2 separate regions of the Mus musculus genome follow, and region 2 is linked to region 1. Evidence: chromatin contacts called from ENCODE POLR2A ChIA-PET data. All regions are on one chromosome and are shown on one strand. Each heading gives the region's core, a stretch centred on a gene start or an enhancer-like site at or near the end of the contact. The rest is flanking DNA. Distances are from core to core; before and after follow the strand shown. Region 1 holds the start of Sema7a (sema domain, immunoglobulin domain (Ig), and GPI membrane anchor, (semaphorin) 7A). Region 2 holds the start of Cyp11a1 (cytochrome P450, family 11, subfamily a, polypeptide 1).

Evidence for each region. ChIA-PET counts read pairs that join two places held with the same protein, here RNA polymerase II (POLR2A).
Region 2: POLR2A ChIA-PET joins it to region 1 with 11 read pairs in embryonic stem cell. The contact joins the promoter of Cyp11a1 here to the promoter of Sema7a in region 1. POLR2A ChIA-PET finds 5 or more read pairs at or near these places in 3 of 5 experiments (Patski and embryonic stem cell).

The regions. Positions count from the first base shown.
Region 1 is chr9:57,937,303-57,941,976 of GRCm38, forward strand. Sema7a (sema domain, immunoglobulin domain (Ig), and GPI membrane anchor, (semaphorin) 7A) reads left to right here and starts at 2,810. Exons shown (of 14, transcript NM_011352.3): 1 at 2,810-3,026. The coding sequence starts at 2,849.
Region 2 is chr9:58,013,076-58,017,749 of GRCm38, forward strand. Cyp11a1 (cytochrome P450, family 11, subfamily a, polypeptide 1) reads left to right here and starts at 1,877. Exons shown (of 9, transcript NM_019779.4): 1 at 1,877-2,223; 2 at 3,199-3,354. The coding sequence starts at 1,964. RefSeq lists promoters at 461-1,930, 979-1,949, 1,425-1,949.

The DNA of each region.
Region 1 (4,674 bases), core at 1,560-4,059:
TCCTTTGATTTCTCAAGGGTACCCGTTGGATTTGGCTGCACCTTCTCTGCCCCACAGGGTGCAGGTCTGCATCCTTTCTAGTAGTCTTGTCTCCCACTCCTCCAATTCTGGGGCCATGTGAGGAGAAGCAGAGCTGTGTCTCCCCTGCAGACTTGTCATCACTTGCATCTGATGCTGCTTCTGGTGAGGCCATTTCCCATCACTGGTCATGAGTGGCAGGGTATGCCTTGGTTCAGGCTCAAGGGCCAGCTTTGGATTCTAACAAGGCAGGCAGGCAGGCCTGTCACTACCTATACTGTTTCGATTTCCCTGTGTTACCTGAGTCAGGAACCCCCAAACTATTGCTGGTACCTGTTCCCTTCTGTGGCTTTTCCTTCTATAGAATCAAGGAGCAGGCTGCCATCTGGCCTGGCCCGTTGTCCCAGGGTCTGTCTTGGAGAAAAGACGGCCTTCAGCACTTCTCACTCTAGCATGCAGCCTTGGGAAAAAAAAAAAAAAAAAACAAACGCCTTGGCTTCTACCCCTAGTTTCCATCTGTTCCCTATTGCTTAGGAGGCTGAGTCTGGCCCCTGGCCTGCCCTTCTGCTCAGCACGTGGTAACCTAGCCCTGTCTGGGTCCTTCTGAGGATTGTTTGGACCCAGACTGCAGTCAAGTACCAGCGGCAGCACGCAAAGGCACATTACACTGATGGAAGCAAAGGTGTTGGCCCTAGAGAGACCACCTAAGTTAAAGTCCCAGCTCTGCCACTGTCTCTGTCCACCCGAGTGAGTTTAGGTAGATTGTATCACCTTTCTATGCCTTAATTCCCCTGCTTATAGAGAGAGGAACTATAGCACCTAACTCCTAGGATCATGAAGTCGGCATTAAAAATGAGGCAGTGGAATGTTTATAGCATGTAATAGTAACCACACTATTGGCAATTGTTATTAAAGTCAGAAAAGTTGGCTTTCTGTCTCCATTCATTCATTTCCAATTGATCTCAGACGGACCCCTGTTGTCCTGGATGCCTCAGAGTTGTCCCTAAGTTGGAGCTATGTTTCCTTATCAGAGGAAAAAAATGTAGGTCTGAGAGGAATGATGTAGGCGGAAGTGGGTTGCATTTTATGAGTTACTGTGCACATGGGTAATGTTTTCATTTCAGATGCACTTGAATGCTTGGTTCTTAAAGGCAGGGATGGGTGGTTTCTTAACTTGCCCCAATCATTTATAGAAATGAAGATACTGGAGGGCATAACTGCCCAGAATATGAGTCACTGGGCTAGAAAGCAAGTATCATTCTTAGAAGCTACTTTGGCCTGGTCAGTTTGCCAACTTTAGGGCCACAGGATTCAGTGCAGGCCTGGGAAGGAGTTCTTGGGCTGTCAATAGGCTTTTCTTTCTGGGGTTGTGATCTTAGGCATCATGAAGCTAGTGACTCCGTGCACAGCCCTGTAGTGTCTCTAGACCCCTCCCCACAGAGAGATCTGGAGGAATTCACCTTAGTGGCTAGGGTACTTTGGGGCTTTTAGGAATGGAGAAAACAACTAGAAGCAGACTGTACAATTGGCAGAGCTAAGATTCGCTGTATCAAAACCTCCCTGCCCGTGGAGCAGTGAAGAGGCTGGCTCTGAGGTCAGGGCATCCTGCCCAGGGTCTGCCTGTGTCTACAGCATGCTCAGTATGTCTGGGTCTGTGGGTTTTGAAGGTCAAGTCTTTGTTTACTTCTGTTCCCTCTTCCTTGCCCTGTCTCTTCTTGGTGCAGTACATCTTAGACTACATATACAGTAAGCAATAGATTGGGACAAGCTGACCTGGATGGATTTCCCAGTCATAGCTTCTTTGGGTACAAGCAGAGGTAGGGAATCTGTCCATCTCTGGCCCAAGGAACATGGGAGACCCTTTTACGAAGAGCAGACAAAGTGGCTCTGAAAACATAAGCCAATGACAGAGTTTCCTGGGTTGTTCAGGTGACTGCAGAGGGGCCTGGACCCTCTGATGGAACTACCACCGCGTCACCAGGTTGCCCTTGGTATGTAGCTGAGCCTTAGGCAGAGAAAGATTCCCTTCGATTGGTCTGACCTTCCCTCTCTGATTATGAGTCTTGTGCCCCTCACTTTTTTCTTGGGGAAGGGGCCTTCCTAATTATATCCCCCTCAGTGCACATGGAAATGAGTTTGGATTTTCTGAGCATACACCAGCTGGCTGGGGGGAGGCAGCCCAGAAGGCTGCTGGCTGGGGAAGGGAGGAGAAAGGAGAGGGAGAGGAGGGAGCCAGGCCAAGATGAAAAATTCCCAGTGTTCTCTCAGGCAGAGCAATCGTGGGGCGTTGTGGGCACCCCACACATCTTAGACCTCCCCTCTCTCCTCCACAGAGGAAAGCATCCTGCTCCGGCTGATAGGATCAGCAGAGAGCTGCGTCCCACTCCCGCAAGCCCATTCTATGAGAATGGTTCTCTGACTACAAACCACTTAGCTGACAGCAAGGGGGGTTGTCCGGTGTTAGACTCATCCATGCGCTGAGAGATCCTTACGGATTTCCTAGGCCTTTCTTTCCACTGGGGCGAGGGAAGTGGAACTGAAGCCCAGAGGAGGGATGGGATCTGCCCCTCATGACAGATCACAAGTCTGTCTTCTTTGCAGCTGGGTTCTCCCGGTGGAGTTGCCCGCGTGCGGGTAGCGAAGGTTTTCCTGGCAGCGGTCACCGCACAAGCAAGGGGCCACCGGCAAAGCTAGAAAAGGCTGCGAGGGGCGGGGGGGAGGGGCGGGGTGGGGTCAGGCGCTTGACTCCGCCTCCTGGCGCTAGGTTCTGCCTGCGGCCGGGCGCTGTCTCAGTCTCGGCTGCTTGCCGCTGTCGCTCCGGGGCTGCGGGATGACGCCTCCTCCTCCCGGACGTGCCGCCCCCAGCGCACCGCGCGCCCGCGTCCTCAGCCTGCCGGCTCGGTTCGGGCTCCCGCTGCGGCTGCGGCTTCTGCTGGTGTTCTGGGTGGCCGCCGCCTCCGCCCAAGGCCACTCGAGGAGCGGACCCCGCATCTCCGCCGTCTGGAAAGGTAGGCGGCGCCGCGCGGCCGGCGGGGCGCGGGATCGGACGCCTTGCGGGGCGGGTGCAGAGTGTGCGGCACCCGGAGAGAGTGCGTGTGCGCAGCTCTGCGGGTCTCAGGCTGGCCCCGAAGGGAGCGTGTGGGTCCGGGTGAGTGTTTGTGAGTGTGCGTACTGTCACGCCGGAGCGGGCTGGAGCGCTGCAGCGTGCGAGCGAGTGGCTGGGGCCCGGGCCCAGCTAAGTGGCGCTCCAAGTCCAACGGCAGCTCTGAGCCGGAGCCGCAGCGCCCGAGCGCGGGGGGAGGCTGCGGGCCCCTGTCTCACCGAGGCTCTTTGGCTTTCCGCCACGGGGTCTACTATACAGAACCCTTCTTTCCCCTGGCCAGCTTCATCACCCCGACCTCCTCCTTGCAAGCTGCGAGCTCTGCTGGCACGCGGGGCTCGGGCTCGGCTGGTGAAGGGGGCGCGGACCCATTGCCGCCGCCGCTGCGCTCGGGCTGCGGGAACAAAGACCCCGCCGCCTGCCCCCGCCCCCGCCCCGGCCCGGAGCGCGGGCCAGGCAAGGGGGTGGGCACCCTGCGGCGAACCGGGACAAGGTGCGGTGCAGGGGCTCCGAGCACCTGGGCGCTGTCTCCGTAATGCTAGGACCAGCCGCTCCCCCCTTGCCCGCACGTGGCAGTTGTCACCAGAAATCGGCACTAGCACGGGGAGGGGGGACAGTGCCCATTGGGTGGGGCGAGGCCATTGGGACCCCCAAGCGGCGTATCTGGGGAGGAGTGTGCATCCTTAGGACTGTAGTGAATATGAGAACCTGAGGGACTGGAGTCTTTCCTTCGGGCATCGCAGTTCAGAACCACGGACGGTGGGACAGAAAGCTGGCTAGGTTGGGGTTGGAGGCTTTCTGCCACTAGGGACTGAGCTCCCTCCCTGCATTGCACACAAATGCCTCCCCGCCCCCAGACAAACTCAGCTCTGTACCCAAATTTGGCATCTCTGCAGCCCCTCCCCTAGTGGTGATGGGGGACTCACACCGGGGGCTGGGGGTACTTGTCCTGTCTGTCCCTACTGTCCCTTTGATGCCTTGGCAGTTTGCAGGGATTGCGGAAGTCTGAGCATTATCTGGGGCAGGTATTCTTAGCAGAGGGGGGGAAACCCACATAAAATGAGTGGCCCGAACTGCCGCAGCAGCTGAGAGAATGTGACTTGCCCAAGGTCACTGGGCAGTGTGGGCACTCACTGTGCCGGAGGGGTCTCTGATCTGACTCTGGATCTGTCCTGGGCCAGGTTAGGGAGAGGAGAAGGATTTAGATGGTTCTCCAAACCATAAACGTGGTACTCTCGTCTCCAACTCCGCCATCCAGCCAGAGGTGTAACTGGTGGAAGAGGAGCAGTTTATCTGGACCTCTGAACATCCAGTTCATGGTGGATACTTGCACCCTCCACAGTCGCACCACTTCAGCCTCTTTCTCTGTCCCTGCCAGCATGTTAACTTCCTCCGTCCCCTTGTGTCTTAGACACATGCATATGAGTATGCCAGAGGAGACAAACGGTTATGTCTGAGTGTTCTGGAATCTCCCTCTGTATCAAACCCCTTTCATTTGATTGTGCTTGTCCCCCCAATCCTTCCTTGACCTCCCGCCACATACTTAATGCACACCC
Region 2 (4,674 bases), core at 627-3,126, 75 kb after region 1:
GAAGTTGAGTCAGATGGCTGCCAACCTAAATTAGCAGGAATGCTGTTCAGGCGTGATGGGTTGTTATCCTTGCTAGAACCCAGTGTAATGAACTTCTGTCCCTTCGCTGACAATATGCTAGTGACAACACAGGGCCATAGGAGTCCAATTTCCTCCCACATTCAGATTCACATTCCCTCTCCTCTACCCCTCCCTCCTCTCCCATCCCTTCCACCTTTTGAGACAGACTCTGATATAGCCCAGGCTGACTTCAAGTTCATGGCCGAGGACCGCTGTGAACTTCCATACCTCATGCCTTCTGCACTGGGGGAAGGGCACGGTCAGGGTGGACTGCCCTCCTCCCACAGTGACAATCCACTTTCCTTCTCACAATCCTAAGGAGGGCAAAGGCTGCACTAAAACTTAGCTTAGGTTTAATTCAATGAACTGGGGTTTTCTTTTTAAAGACACCCTGCTTTTCATAAGGAAAATAATGTGTTAGAAAGACCACAAATTTTTCTTAGCCTTTACGTGGAATAACATTCAATAAAATGGAAAACAAGCAAACCGACAAGAGCTAGGCATGGTTGTGCAACCGTCAATCCCAGCATTCAGGTGGCTCACTGTGAGTTCAAGGCCAACCTGATCTACATAGAGAGTTCCAGGTTAGCTGGGGCTACACCGTGATTCCCTATTAAATCCATGCTAAGGGTGTATGTAGCTCAGTGAGTTTTGACATATGTAAGAGGTAGCAGAAAAAGAACATCCTGAGCTGGATGTGGTAGAACATAGGTACCTGTAATCTCAGCGTTTGAGAGGAAGAGAAAGGAAGGTCACCTAGGCTAGACCATATGGTAAGATCCTGTTTTAAAGGCAAAGGAAGGTTACCTAGGCTAGACCATATGGTAAGATCCTGTTTTAAAGGCAAAAGAAGAAAGTACACTTTCTGTCATAGTGGTGAATGCATATAATCCCAGGACTCAGGACACTGAGGCAGGGGGATCTTAAAAGCATAATGAAAATAAAAAATGCACTAAATCCTGGAGAGATGGTTCAGTGGTTAAGAGCACTGCTAGTGCTTTGACTGTTCTTCCAGAGGATCCAGGTTCAAATCCCAGCACCCACACGGCAGCTCAACTATCTGTAAGTCCAAGATTTGACACTTTCAAACAGACATACATGTAGGTCAAACACCAACGCACATTAAATAGATAAAAAAACAACATAAATAAATACATACATACATAAGTAAATAAAACAATACTTGCTCGTCAGAACATTTTCAAAGAACACGGAGTATGGTTGTTTGTCAAAGAGAAAAAAAAAAGCAGAATTTCAAGAATTAAGGAACTGTACAAGATCAGTTAATAATCAACCATTTGTAAGTCCCAGGAACACAGGAAAGATGTCTGCTGTTCTATAACTGGCCAGGTAGTCAGTTCCTCCAGACCCGTGCATGATCTTAGGCTATCTCTCATCTTAGAGGATATTCGTCATCACCTAGGGGCCAGCAGAAGGCCTTTGTCATGCAAAACCCGCAAGGAATGGAAGCAAACCCAACTATTGCAGAGTCATAAAGGGGCAGGAGCTGAGGTTGAGACCCAAGGGGGGGGGGGCTAGCCATGAGCCAGGAGGTCTAAGCCTCATTTTCTTCCCATGAAAATGGAGATAGCAAAGTTGCCTTTTAATGTGTCTGAAGGATAGTGGTCTTAGGGACCCATAGGGTGGACACTGAGGTTAGAGGCCTGGAGCTGCCTGCCAGTGTTTGCCTAACTCTACTACAGACTTTTCAGACAGAAAGTTCAGAAGTTCTTTCTCTGAGTTTGGGAGGGGCTGTGTGAGCCCAGCCCTCTGGAGGAGGAAGGGGGGAGGTCACCGCTCCATCAGCTTCTCTCTTAGCCTTGAGCTGGTGGTTATAAGTGTGGCTCTGGAGGTTTGGGGCAGAGACACTCGTGCAGCAGGAAGTGGCAGTCGTGGGGACAGTATGCTGGCTAAAGGACTTTCCCTGCGCTCAGTGCTGGTCAAAGGCTGCCAACCTTTCCTGAGCCCTACGTGGCAGGGTCCAGTGCTGAGTACTGGAAAGGGAGCTGGTACCTCTACTAGCAGTCCTAGGTCCTTCAATGAGATCCCTTCCCCTGGCGACAATGGTTGGCTAAACCTGTACCACTTCTGGAGGGAGAGTGGCACACAGAAAATCCATTACCATCAGATGCAGAGTTTCCAAAAGTATGGCCCCATTTACAGGTAAGCCTGGCAGCAGGTGGAGCAGGCACAGGGGGAGGCACACGGCTCCTGCTTCCTGTCTGCCTTTTTCTTTCATTTCTTCCAGGCTGGGGCTGGGGCTGGGGCTGGGGCTGGGGCTGGGGCTGGGGCTGGGGCTGGGGCTGGGGCTGGGGCTGGGGCTGGGGCTGGGGCTGGGGCTGGGGCTGGGGCTGGGGCTGAGGGGATAGTCTTCCCTCATTTCTGACTCCAAGACTTTTTCTACTGGTATAAAGAAGTGTGAGCAAGCAGTGCCCCCCTCACCCACCAACTTTAGCCACCCTAAAAGTCAAGTTTGCTGTCTCTATCTTCAGGGGGAAGGAAATGAGACATTGGTGCCCTGACTACTGGCAAGCCCCGACCAGGCTTTAGCGCCAGCCTCAGCTTCAGGCCCTTTGTGTCTGGGAGCTGAGCAAGAACAGTACACGCTCTTAATCACTGAGCCATCTCCCCACCTTGACATTTTTCTTTAATAGAAGTGAAGGGTGCCATCTCACTTTTGAGGCGAGTGACTACTCTGAATTACAATTCAAGAAGAGCCGGGCTGGCTTGGAACTTGGGAGATACAGGGCATTCACTGTAGAATGACAAGAAAGCCTGCCATGGCTTCAAGCCCAGCAGGACAAGAAGGTTCAGCGTGGAATCGGCATGATTATGAAATGGAAGGATTGGGGTGGGAGTGGGGCTGGTCCTGGGGTGCGCTGTGTGGTGTATGATAGTGTCCTGCCGTCCTTTGGAATGAGTCACAATGTCATAGGAAAATGTGTCATGTTTGGCTCTTCAGCAGCTCCGCAAGACAGATGTCACATCCATTTCCCATCTCATAGGTGACACTGAGGCTCAGCAAAGGGAAGGTCCCAGCCAGAAAGCTGTGTACTGATTGTGTAGAGAGGCCTGGCTGCCCAGGGTGTGTGTTCACGGCTGCCTCAGGTCCAACATCAGCCGCTCTTGTCTTTCCAGGGAGAAGCTGGGCACTTTGGAGTCAGTTTACATCGTGGACCCCAAGGATGCGTCGATACTCTTCTCATGCGAGGGTCCCAACCCGGAGCGGTTCCTTGTGCCCCCCTGGGTGGCCTATCACCAGTATTATCAGAGGCCCATTGGGGTCCTGTTTAAGTGAGTTCTGAGTGAGCCTCGTGTGTGTGTGTGTGTGTGTGTGTGTGTGTGTGTGTGTGTGTGTGTAGGGTGCTGAAGGAAAGTGGTAGGGAGAGGGGTCGGGGGAAAGAGTGGCTCTGCTCATCTTCCTGTTCCATAAGGCAAACGATGGTGACAACAGCCATGACAGGGAAGTGTCCTGCCGACTCCCAGGGGGATGTCAGGCTGAAGTTCTTCATGAATAGTGGAGACTTTGCAAAGTTCTCACTAATTGCTTTAACTATGAAGTGCCACTTTATCAAACACCTGCTAGGTACCAGGCCTTGTGCCAGGTGTTGGCAGTACAGCTGTAAATAAGGGCCTGACAGCCTGAAGCCACTGTGAGAAACAGCGAGATCTGCCACTGAGATATAGATGCTATTTTCTACCAAATTGCATACTGATAAATTTATATATATTTATATATAATTTTTATATAAATATATAATTTATATATAAATATAAATAACATATAAAATATCTATCTATCTATGTATCTGTCTATGTTTCTACATTGATAGGGTCTTTCTACATTATCTAGAACTTTCTAGAAGTTGCTACATAGACCAGGCTGGCCTCAAACAAACATCAGCTTGCTTTGGCCTCCTTTAAAGGTTAAGGACATGTGCCACCACACCCAGTGTCACTGAAACTTTTAAATGTGACTAAATCAAGGGTTGGCAAGGCCCTGGAGCAACTGGAGCTCTCGTGCACTGTGGTGGGAACATGTACCTGGCCTCTGTGTGAACAGTGCTTGGATGTTAACTCCCAAGACCGACTATTACCAGGGCCACGGTGGCTGTGAGTCACACAGTGTTTCTAACTTTAGTGACATGCCATGTCCTCTCAGGGAACAGGGTCATAGGCTAGAATGTTTCTCCAGGCTATAGTTAAAAAAAAAAGAAAGAAAAAAGAAGGAAAGAAAAAGAAAAACCAGGAAGCCTTCTAGCTGGTTGAGATGAAGGAGGACGGTGGACGAGAGAAGGTTGCATATACCTGCCACAATGTACAGGTACAGACTCAGGTCCACGACACGGCTGTCCTGAAATGCAAAACTGAGTGGAGAAGGCAAGTACTCCAAACTCTGACAGGCATTTAGAAACTCTGGAGCTAGCACAGTCTTTTTAGTGTCTTTTAAGAGAGATTCAGTAAAACCATACACAAAAGGGGGAAGGGACCCAGGCTCGGGTGGGGGGCTTCATGTGGAGCAGGGTAGGCTGAAACCATGAGTTTACAAAATTATTTGCCTCCAGACTCTCAACTTTTTAAAAGAAGTTTTTATTCATAGAATTCTATTTGTGT